Regions from separate parts of the Homo sapiens genome. Here region 1 is linked to region 2. Evidence: read pairs that join two places in POLR2A ChIA-PET (ENCODE). Cell type or tissue: K562. All regions are shown on one strand.

Region 1 (5,000 bases), 310 kb after region 2:
TGGGGCTGGAGGACAGGGTGGGGCTGGCGGACAGGGTGGGGCAGAAAGAGAGAGTGCTCTCATTCCAGCACTGACCCTGGCGCTGACCCCTCTCTCTCTCCCAGGTGGCAAATGCAAATGCAAGAGCAGCCAGAAGCAGCACAGGTGAGCCTGACCCTATGGTGCCCTCCTCCTTCGGGGCAGAACTACGGGGGGACAGTCCTGACCTGGAGAGTGGACAGCATCCTGGCCACTCGCTGGGCTTGCAGCTGGCTTTGTTATTCAGATAGTCAACCCTGAAGGGCCCCAGTCAGGAAAGCTCTGACCTCGGTATTGTGGGAAGTGACCATGGAAGGAGAGCAAGGACTTGCACTCCTGGGGCCGGGCAGCAAGAGTCTGGGATATAGGGGAGAAGGTCCTCCAGGCTAACCTGATACTACTCTGATGTGGTCCTTTCTCTAGTCCTGTACCTGAGAAGGCCATCCCACTCATCACTCCAGGTGAGACGGGCTTCTGTGGGCTGAGGGGGTGTCTGTGTAAGGACTGTGTCTGATGGCCTGCCCGCCACTCTCCGCAGGCTCTGCCACTACTTGCTGAGCACAGGACTGGCCTCCAGGGATGGCCTGAAGCCTAACACTGGCCCCCAGCACCTCCTCCCCTGGGAGGCCTTATCCTCAAGGAAGGACTTCTCTCCAAGGGCAGGCTGTTAGGCCCCTTTCTGATCAGGAGGCTTCTTTATGAATTAAACTCGCCCCACCACCCCCTCCTCGGTAGTCTTGTGATCCATCGTCTTTGGGTCTGGGGGTGGGTAATCCCTTGGATTGCTGACTTTCCCTGGATGCCCACTCCCAGCAAGCTTCCCAGTCCCTGAGTCCCTGCCGCCCAACTGTCTCCTATGGCTCCCACTCCAGCAAGCCCCACAGAGAGACCCATGCACTGTGAGATACCACAGTGTTATAACAGAAGACCTTTCCATTTCCACCACTTGCACGGGGGCCCTAGAAGTCCTGATGCCTCAGGTACCCATGACTTCCTTTAATCTAGAGCGACCCCCAGGGCTCACCCCCCCATTGAGACCTCAATTGAGACCCCCCATTGAGACCTCACCCAGTGAATGCTCTCTATGGTAGAAAATGTAGCAATTCCTTTGACCCATCCCAGTAAAATCCTCAGCTCACCCCATGGGCCCCCCTCCTCCCAGGAAATATCCTGTGAAATTCCATGAAGAAGTATGTCTCGAGAAGCCCTGCATAGTGCATGTGGGAGACAAACACCATGTGTGCAAATCCAAGTTCTTTGGCATGCCTGAACTCCCCTCCAGGAAGACTTCCCTGGCAATGTCCCTGTGGCACCCCAGGCAGGGGTGTGAAGTGCCACTTCTGCCTGGTGCCCATCCTGCAGTCCTGCCCCTTGACAGCCCAGGAGAAGGAACTGAGACCACTTCTAGCCTCTGCCTCCAGCAAAGGCCAGAGAACAATGGAGTCCCCGCCAGGTGGCAGCTCCCAATCTGAGGCCAGGGCTTGGGCTGGGCAGCTGTCTCCAATGATGCACCCTTCCTCCATGTCTCAGGGTGGGCCACATCCTTGAGAAGTATGATGTATCCTAGACTTAGGGTCACCTGCCTTGTGGGTGGGGTCAGAGACTTGTGCAGGGCCCCAGAGGTGTAAAAATGAGGTCCACATGTCTTCCAGGGCCTTTGAAACAGGACACGTAGGGACTGAGAGCAAGGTTCCAAGGTGGGGCTGAGTGGGACTAAAGATACCTGGCTGAGTCCAGCCACTATCAGGGAATCTTGGGTGGGTCACAGAAGGCCTGGCAAGCCCCAGTGCTTTGGGGAAGCTGTCCTGTACCAGCAGCCCCAGGTGGTATGGCCAGCCCAGAGGCAGCGCTGAGTCTGCACAGGTGGACCTAGGGAGGGGCCTGTGCGCAAACCACCCTGGTGGAGGGAATTAGCAGCACGACTGGAATGCAGGCGATAGGATCACTGAGGAGGCAAGGCCCAGCCCTGCAGGACGCAGAGGCAGGGGTGGGAGCCACCCAGCAGGGCTGGTAGAAGGGGGCTCCTGAGCACGCCTCCTCATCCAGGGGGTGCAGTGCAGAGCTCTCTCCTCGTTGGCACGGGAAGACGCTGGTGTGAGAGACTGCTTTTGAGAACATGAAAAGTGCGGTAAGAAAGCCAAGTCTGGAGTGGCAGACCCAGGGGAAGCCACACAAAGGTGACCGGAAGCAGTGCATGCTTTCTGACTGAGGAACCCAGGGCCACGCAGTCACGACTATCAGGAGCTCTGCTGTTTGAAATCCTAGCAAACCCTGTCCTTGCATGGTGGCCCCATGACCCTGACAAGAGATGCAGCCTCAACTTCCAACCCCAGTGCCCCACTGGGGAGCAGAGGTTTCTGGACGTGACAGCCACCCACCTCCACCTTCACATGTATCCTGGGGCCACGTCGTGGTGGAGACCTGCCGCTCTTCTTTCAAGCTCTCATGCTGCTTCATTTAAACTTCTCCTGGACAGGTGTCACAGTTCCCCCAAGTCCTATAAGTGACCACTTATGTAGGAGGCCCCACCACACGAGTCCCTAGGTGTGACTGTCCAGTGACAGGCTTATCTCTCTGATGTGGAGGGTGACGGCTCTCGCTCATGGAACCTGGGAAAATCATGGTGGGAGGAGTCAGAAACTGATGGGAGGCCAGGTCTGGATGACAGTGGAGGATGGAGTCAGTGTTAGCCCCAGATGGACAAGGCCAGGCCCTGGAGTTGGGACCCTGGTTCCCAGGGGAAACGAGCTCTCCTCTCTCCCTTCTGGGAGTGAGGAATGGGCTGACTAGGGCATGACAGAGGCTCTCCAGGCTTCCCTTTGTGGGATTACTGGCTGTGCGTCAGAGACCCCTTCCTGGGGCCTGTTTCAGAGCTGGTGGGTGATTTCCCCTTGTCATCCTCTCCTAGTTGAGGGGCTGTGGGGAGAGGTAGGGGGGACCAGAGAAAGCAAAGTGTCATTTCCACTCAATTGGGGATTTACTGAGTGACAGACACCACTGTAAACACTTCACACATGTCAAATTTTCCTAGCAACCTATGTGATGCGGATGACATTAGGGTTAGGGTTAGGTTAGAGGAGAGGAGGCACCCAGAGGTTCTCATGGGCTAACGAATTCCACAGCCAGCCTCCAACCCTGGTGTCCTGCTCCTGAGCCCTGTTTCCAAAGGACTGGGGCCTGTTGCCTTCCCGATGTTTATCATTGTCAAAGACAGAGCCCAGGGACTGTGCTGCTGGGTGACTATACATCCTTCCTCACTTTTTTATTTTAAAAATCTTTTATTTTTCAGGGCTGGGTTCAGTGGCTCACGCCTGTAATCCCAGCACTTTGGGAGGCCGAGGTGGGAGGATCATTTTGAGGTCCAGAGTTCAGGAGCAGCCTGGCCAACATGGTGAAACCCTGTCACTACTAAAAATACAAAAATTGGCCGGGTGCAGTGGCTCATGCCTGTAATCCTAGCTACTCAGGAGGCTAAGGTGGGAGGATCACTTGAACCCAGGATGTGGAGGTTGCAGTGAGCCGAGATCGCACCACTGCACTCCAGCCTGGGTGACAGACCGAGACTCTGTCTCCAAAAAAAAAAAAAAAGAAAGAAAGAAAACAAACATCACAGAGACATTTACTCACAAAGTAAACCAACTTCTAACCTAGCACCCCAAAATAATCAAGTTTAAAAGTTTGCAAAAAAAAAAAAATTGTTCTCTAGTCTTTCAGATCATCTTTTCCCTCTTGTACCTGGGAGTTGGCCTTGTGAGTTTGGAATCAGAACTCAGGCTATTGCCAGGCACAGTGGCTCAAGCCTGTAATCCAAGCACTTTGGGAGGCTGAGGCGGGCAGATCACCTGAGGTCGGGACCAGCCTGACCAACATGGTGAAACCCCGTGTCTAGTAAAAATAGAAAATTAGCTGGGCGTGGTGGCACATGTCTGTAATCCCAGCTACTCAGGAGGCTGAGGCAGGAGAATTGCTTGAATCCGGGAGGCGGAGGTTGCAATGAGCTGAGATCGTGCCATTGCACTCCAGCCTGGCAACAGAGTGAGACTCGGTCTCAAAAAAAAAAAAAAAAAGGTATTGTTTCAGAACCCAAAGGTGAGGACTAGAGAAAGGACTTATTATTCTGATTTAAAATAATACTTTTTTTTTTTTTTTTTTTTGAGACAAAGTCTGGCTCTGTCGCCCAGGCTGGGGTGCAGTGATGCAATCTCATCTCACTGCAACCTCTGCTTCAGCCTCCCAAGTAGCTGGAACTACAGGCACATGCCACCACACCCGGCTATATTTTTTGTAGAGATGAAGTCTCGTCATGTTGCCCAGGCTAGTCTCAAACTCCTGAGCTTAAGCCTCCCAAAGTGCTAGGAATACAGGCGTGAGCCATGGCACCCAGCTCTCTTTTTTTAATTTCTGTATTTTTTTTATTTTCTTCTTTTTTTTCTTAAAACTGGGTCTCACTCTCTCACCCAGGCTGGAGTGCAGTAGCATGATTACAGCTCATGGCAGCCTCAACCTCCCAGGCTAAAGCAATCTTCCCACTTCAGCCTCCAGATTAGGTAGGACCACAGGCGCGTGTCACTATGCCCAGCAAATTTTTTCTTTTGAGATGGAGTTTCGCTCTTGTTGCCCAGGCTGGAGTGCAATGGCATGATCTCGGCTCACCACAACCTCTGCCCCCTGGGTTCAAGTGATTCTCCTACCTCAGCCTCCTGATTAGCTGGGATTACAGGCATGTGCCACCATGCCTGGCTAATTTTGTTTTTTTTTTTTAGTAGAGACGGGGTTTTTCCATGTTGGTCAGGCTGGTCTCGAACTCCCAGCCTCAGGTGATCCACCCACCTCAGCCTCCCAAAGTGCTGGGATTACAGGCAAGAGCCACTGCACCTGGCCCAGCTAATTTTTTTTATGTAGAGATGGGCTCTCACTGTGTTGCCTAGGCTGGTCTGGAACTCCTGCGTTCAAGCAATCCTCCCACCTCAGCCTCCCAAAAT
Region 2 (5,000 bases):
GTGCCGGAGCTGTTGAAAACGTGGCCCCAAATGTGCACAGAAGTCAGCAGGGTGAAGGGTGAGCTGCCTTGCCTGCTCTGCCATCAACATGGAGGCCTGGAAGCTTTTTGCAGCCCTCAGGAGGGGTCCTGGAAAACAGTGCAGACACCCGTCCCGCCGGGCCTGGAAAACAAGCGAGCAATCAGCTCAGCCTGGCCCTAGAACCACCCACCCAAACTGGCCCCAAGCCACAGCACGGACGATCTGGTGTGTAGTGCTTAGATGCCAGCCTCACTCGAAGATGAGTTGCAACTGGGGCTGCAATTCCAGGAGGGCACCCACACCTTCACAGCTCAGCCCCATCTTGGGCTGAGACTAGAGCAACTCAGGCAGGATGGAGCCAGCCCCACCAGCGGCTGCTTGGTATCCAGGCCTAAACTGGGCAAAGGGCGGCTGCAGGACCCTGGGCAGGGCCCAGGACGGATGGGTGGGCAGGAGGGTGGGGGCCCATCTCTAAGCCGGAAGGAGAAGCTTCCAGACATGATTGCATCTGACCTTCTCCTAGCGTCTCCTCTCTCTGGCTCAGGGCCCACTGTGAGCTCAGCTCCGCACTCCTGGGTTTCATCCTGGGGAACTTTGTAAAGTATCCAATCTACAGAAAATTGCCAACCTCTGGAAGCCTCAGCAGGACCAATGTCCTCCATGCAGAGCCCTTCTTATCCCCTAGGACCGCAGGCCCAGGCTCCTCTGGGGGTCAGGGCGGGGCACAGCTAGGAGGGAAGGGGAGTTGCTCTGGGTAAGTAAGATGCTTCTAAGCTTCTAAATCAGGTTCCAGAGAGACCCCCACCCCTGATCCCCCACCCCCTGCTGGCCTGGAGCACTGAGGTCTTCCAAACCTTCCAGAACATTCTCAGCTGAGCACTCCCAGCCCTGGGCAAATCCCAAGGGAACCTGGAAAAGGAAGCCCCTCCCCTTGCTGGGATTATCGTACCCTTATGCTTAAAGGGCCAGAGGGAGAAGAATGTTTCTGTGCTTTTTAGAGAAACTCTCTCCACAAAACACTTCCTGATGCTTGTCTGACACCAAAAATCTATTAAAGTCATAAAGTTCTCCTGCAGAACGCTTCTCAAAAATGTATTTATCTAAAGGGCATCTGTGTTTGGTCTCCAACGCAAACGCTCCAAATGTCGGGCCCCGGGTGATTTATTTGGGCGCCTTGTTCTCTCCCTGCGAGTTGTTTTCAGCTCAAGCCCCTGGTTGCGTCGCTCCTTCCCCTGATGTTTATAGATGGCTTCCATCCGCTCAGAGCCAGGCCGGCCAGGAAGAAGGGGCTTGGAGGAGCAGGTGAGCGTGCATCAAGGGGCTGCAGAGAGTGGGGCAGCGGACAGATGCTCCCAGCAGACCCCTGCACTCCCCACCTGCTGGCTGAGCACACTCCTGGCTGTCCTCCCTGCCCAGAGGGCATTCTCCTGGCAGACATTTGAACAGCAGCTAGGAATCCTCACCAGGTCCCCAGCTGCCCTAGATGCTGGGAGTTCAGCAGTCAACGCACCTGAACCCACGCAGGCAGACGGGGAACATGAGACAGACCAGGAACAGACAACAATGAAGAGTGATGCAGGGAGTCTGGGGCCACAGACATTGCAAGGCCTTCCTCAGGCCACAGGGAAATGCAGCACAGCTAGGGCGCTAGGCTCCATGCAGCGCCAGTGCCAAGCATCTAAGCAGGGTGGGAAGAGGTGACTTCTGAGTGATGAGTAGGAGTTGGACAACAGAGGGGCTGGGAGGAGCCAGGAAGATCCTCCCAGGCAGGTGGGGGTCCAGGACAGGGAACACCTGGGAGTCTGAGGGATGGGGAGTCTGGGGCAGAGGAGAGAGGGCTGGATGCTGAGGTCCCAGCATTAGTGATCAGGCCTGGGCCTCTGGCTGCATACAGAGTCCCCTGACAGCTCTTCATCAGCCTCTTAATACGCAGTAGCTCATCAGCCCCTTTCCAAAGAGGCCCCTGAGGGCAGGGCTCTGCCAAGGCTGAGCTGTGTCTGTGCTCCTAGCCATGCCTGCTGTAGGAAGGAAGTCCTGGGGCTGGGCCTGGAGGGAAGCAGAAGACTCTCCAGATAGGGGGTGCCCAGGGTGTACCCCTGCAGTGCCGCCCGTCTCCTCAGGGCTGTGCATTTTCAAGCTGCCTGGAAGCCAGGGCCCAGAGGGAATGCTGCAAGAGCAGAGTTCCCTGGAACAATTCAACCGGCTGCTTCTCTGCTCTCCTTCCAGCAGGGAGGTGGGTGGCAGGAGCCCATCTTCCCCAGGCACCCCCAAGGAGAGGCTACGGAGATGTTTTTTAGAGCTGCATTGCTCAATAAGTATCCTGGCCACATGTGAATATTTAATTTTACATTATCTTAAATTCAATAAAATTAAACATTCAGTTCCTCAGTCACACTAGCCACATTTTAAGTGCTCAGGCAGCACAAAGTTCAACATGGTCATCGTCGCAGAACCTTCCCCTGGACAGACAGAGCAAGCAGGGAGGGGCCTCTCTGGTTTGTATGAGGGGTCCAGGCATGGCGGGAAGCCCTGGGCAGGCCTCAGCTCAGGTAGCAGCACAGGGTAGTGCAGGGGCTGGAGGGGAAGTCCTGAGGGCTCTGCCTGCAACCAGCCCCAGGGCTTCCAAAGCAACAAAGGCCTGCGGGAGAGCCGGAAGGGGTACCAAGTGCCTGGGCCCAGTGCAGTACCTGAGCAAGTACCAAGTGCCTGGACCCTCTGTAGACACAGGGGCTGGAAACCACGCACGACCTGCACCCTGCACCCCACACCCAAGGGCAAGCAGGAGGGAGGAAAGGAAGGTGGCCGGCAGGCAGCTTACAGTTCCCTCCTGTCCCTGCAGCTCACAGCAGCTCCCGAGTGTGGAGCAAGGCAGGCTCCCCTGTGCACCCACAGGCCTGGAGGGCCCTGGCAGATACACACCTTGCCAGAGCCACAGCCACCTCCATCCTGGGCCCATGGCAGCCTGCAGACACCACTGGGGCATTCAGTCACTGGCTTCCTGTTTGTCAGCATCCCAAAGCACCACAGGGTTTTTTGGCTCCAAAAGACCTCCTGGGCCAAAGTGAGCCTCTGAAGGTCCTGCGGGCAGGACACCTCTCAGAGGACGGAGGGCGCACTGCAACTTCCAGGGAGGCCAGCCAGAGGCTGCTGAGAGGATGCTCTCCGGGAAGGGTGAATGCCTGCCTGTTCCTGCTGGGGCACTGCGGGGAAGCCAAGGTTGGCTGGCCTCCCACCACCTCCCGGTGTCTCCAGGGCAGCACTGTCCCCCAGCACCATCTTCTTTGCCCAAGGTCAGCTCCCGGGGCCGCCCAGGCCTGACAACCATCACCTACATCTCTTCTGCCTTGGACCCCTGCACACATGCCTTGAGTTTGGGAGACTGTCCCCTAGATGTACGGGGAATGGAGGGACTTGGTTTTCTCCACTGCAACGTCTCTGTTTCCAAAAATGGTGCCTGGAATATAGCAAGGGCCCAGGAGATATCTGTCAAATAAATAAGTGGGCTTTTCAAGAAGGACGAAGGGCAATTGTGCAGACTGGGGGAAAGAGAGATTCTCCTACCAGTGTTGGAGCAAAAAACAAATCCTCAGTGGTCATTTTGGGTTTGGCGACTGAAGAGGAGAAATGCTGAGAACACTGGGAGCAGGCGGGGGCACACTTCCTCCCTGGAACCCCGCTGAATGGCAGCTCATGGTGGCCTTGGATGCCAGGGTTCCTCCTTCGAAGTGGCTCCTCTGTGGCCCTTCTGTAGCCCCTCCAGCTCAGACCTGGTTGTAGTTGAGAAGCCCAAGGAGAAGTTGTAAATAGGTTTTGCAATGGCAATGGTGAGCTTAATTTTTCATTGACCTTACCTCCAGCTAATAACGAATCGGGGGGCGCTCTTTCACTCACAGAAGCAAAAAGGAAAAGAAAGGGCTTCCTAGTGACGAGATAATTTGTCAGAAAGTTATGAGTGGGCACGGCAGGGCTGTATAGGAAGTGTGTATTGAACAATACGACACACTGGCTTCTAATTGCTGCTGCCTTTCTGATCAATAATACATGTTTTCAAAAAGCCTTCTGCTTGCATTTACACAATGGACTGTAACTACTGCAAAGATCCATTAAGGCCTATTTTAAAAAGCGCATTCGTAAAAAGTTGTCTAAATCTGCATTACAAGGCAGATTATGAAACTGCCTTGGGAGATGTTTTGTCTAAAAAGCATTCAGCCTGTATCTGCTGGACAGCTGACTCGAGCTTCCACTCTCCACGTTGCTTGGAGCCAGGATGCCTTCTCCAGAGGATGCACCAAGCAAGGCACCGGCAGGCCTGAGGTCCTGTCCACAGACCAGCCGGCCTCTGAGCCCCTCGGGCTGGGGCTGCCTTATGTGAGCCAATCCCCCAGGAGCCTGGGTGGCCGCAGACATTAATCAACCCACCACTCCCGAATGTGTAATTCAAGGTCAGATAAGTGGTCCTCTGCGGCAAATAGGACTCTGGGGACCCAGGTCCCTCCAGCACTGAGAAGGCTTCTGGTTGCATGGGGAGGGCTCAAAGCCTGTGGCCAAGCCAGGATGCAGAAGACAGGTGTGTGCTCTAGCAAGCCAGTCTCGTTGACCACCAGCCCCACACAGCACACAGGTGCGTGCTGTCACCTGTGCAGGTGGGAAGCCCGGACTGTTTGGGTCCAGGGCCCCCTGGCTTTCTATGCCACCCTAGCACCATCCAGTGACTGCTTGGGCCTCATGGCCTCAGCTCCTACAGCTGACAGGACAGAGGCTGATGACAGCGGCAGCTCGTGCTGATGGCCAGCGTCCCTGGGCTAAGGACTCTGTGCAGACTGACTGTCTGCATCCCCGGGGAACTTGGGGAGAAGGAGCTCTGCCTTCCCACTGAGGCACGGAGACTCTGGGTAACCCGCCAAGGACATGGGGACAAGAGACAGAGCGCAGACACACTCAGAGCCCCCTGCAGCCTTCCCACCATGCTACTGCCCCAG

The links. Peaks named below come from ENCODE experiments on the same cell type or tissue, not always from the same donor. Only the 100,000 strongest peaks of a DNase experiment are listed, where the experiment ranks them.
Region 1: POLR2A ChIA-PET joins it to region 2 with 6 read pairs; 1 of 35 experiments calls an interaction of 5 or more read pairs at or near these places.

Annotation. Positions count from the first base shown.
Region 1 is chr10:43,375,591-43,380,590 of GRCh38, forward strand. FXYD4 (FXYD domain containing ion transport regulator 4) reads left to right here. Exons shown (of 9, transcript NM_173160.3): 7 at 105-144; 8 at 442-479; 9 at 557-745. The coding sequence ends at 576. Among named protein-coding and RNA genes, the nearest start is that of FXYD4, 6.5 kb to the left of the region's middle. In K562, CTCF peaks have their summits at 1,478 (motif pointing right) and 1,922; a DNase peak (open chromatin) is centred at 1,961.
Region 2 is chr10:43,067,724-43,072,723 of GRCh38, forward strand. No RefSeq gene overlaps it. Among named protein-coding and RNA genes, the nearest start is that of RET, 6.8 kb to the right of the region's middle. In K562, a CTCF peak has its summit at 3,131; a DNase peak (open chromatin) is centred at 3,123; H3K27me3 peaks cover 3,239 bases.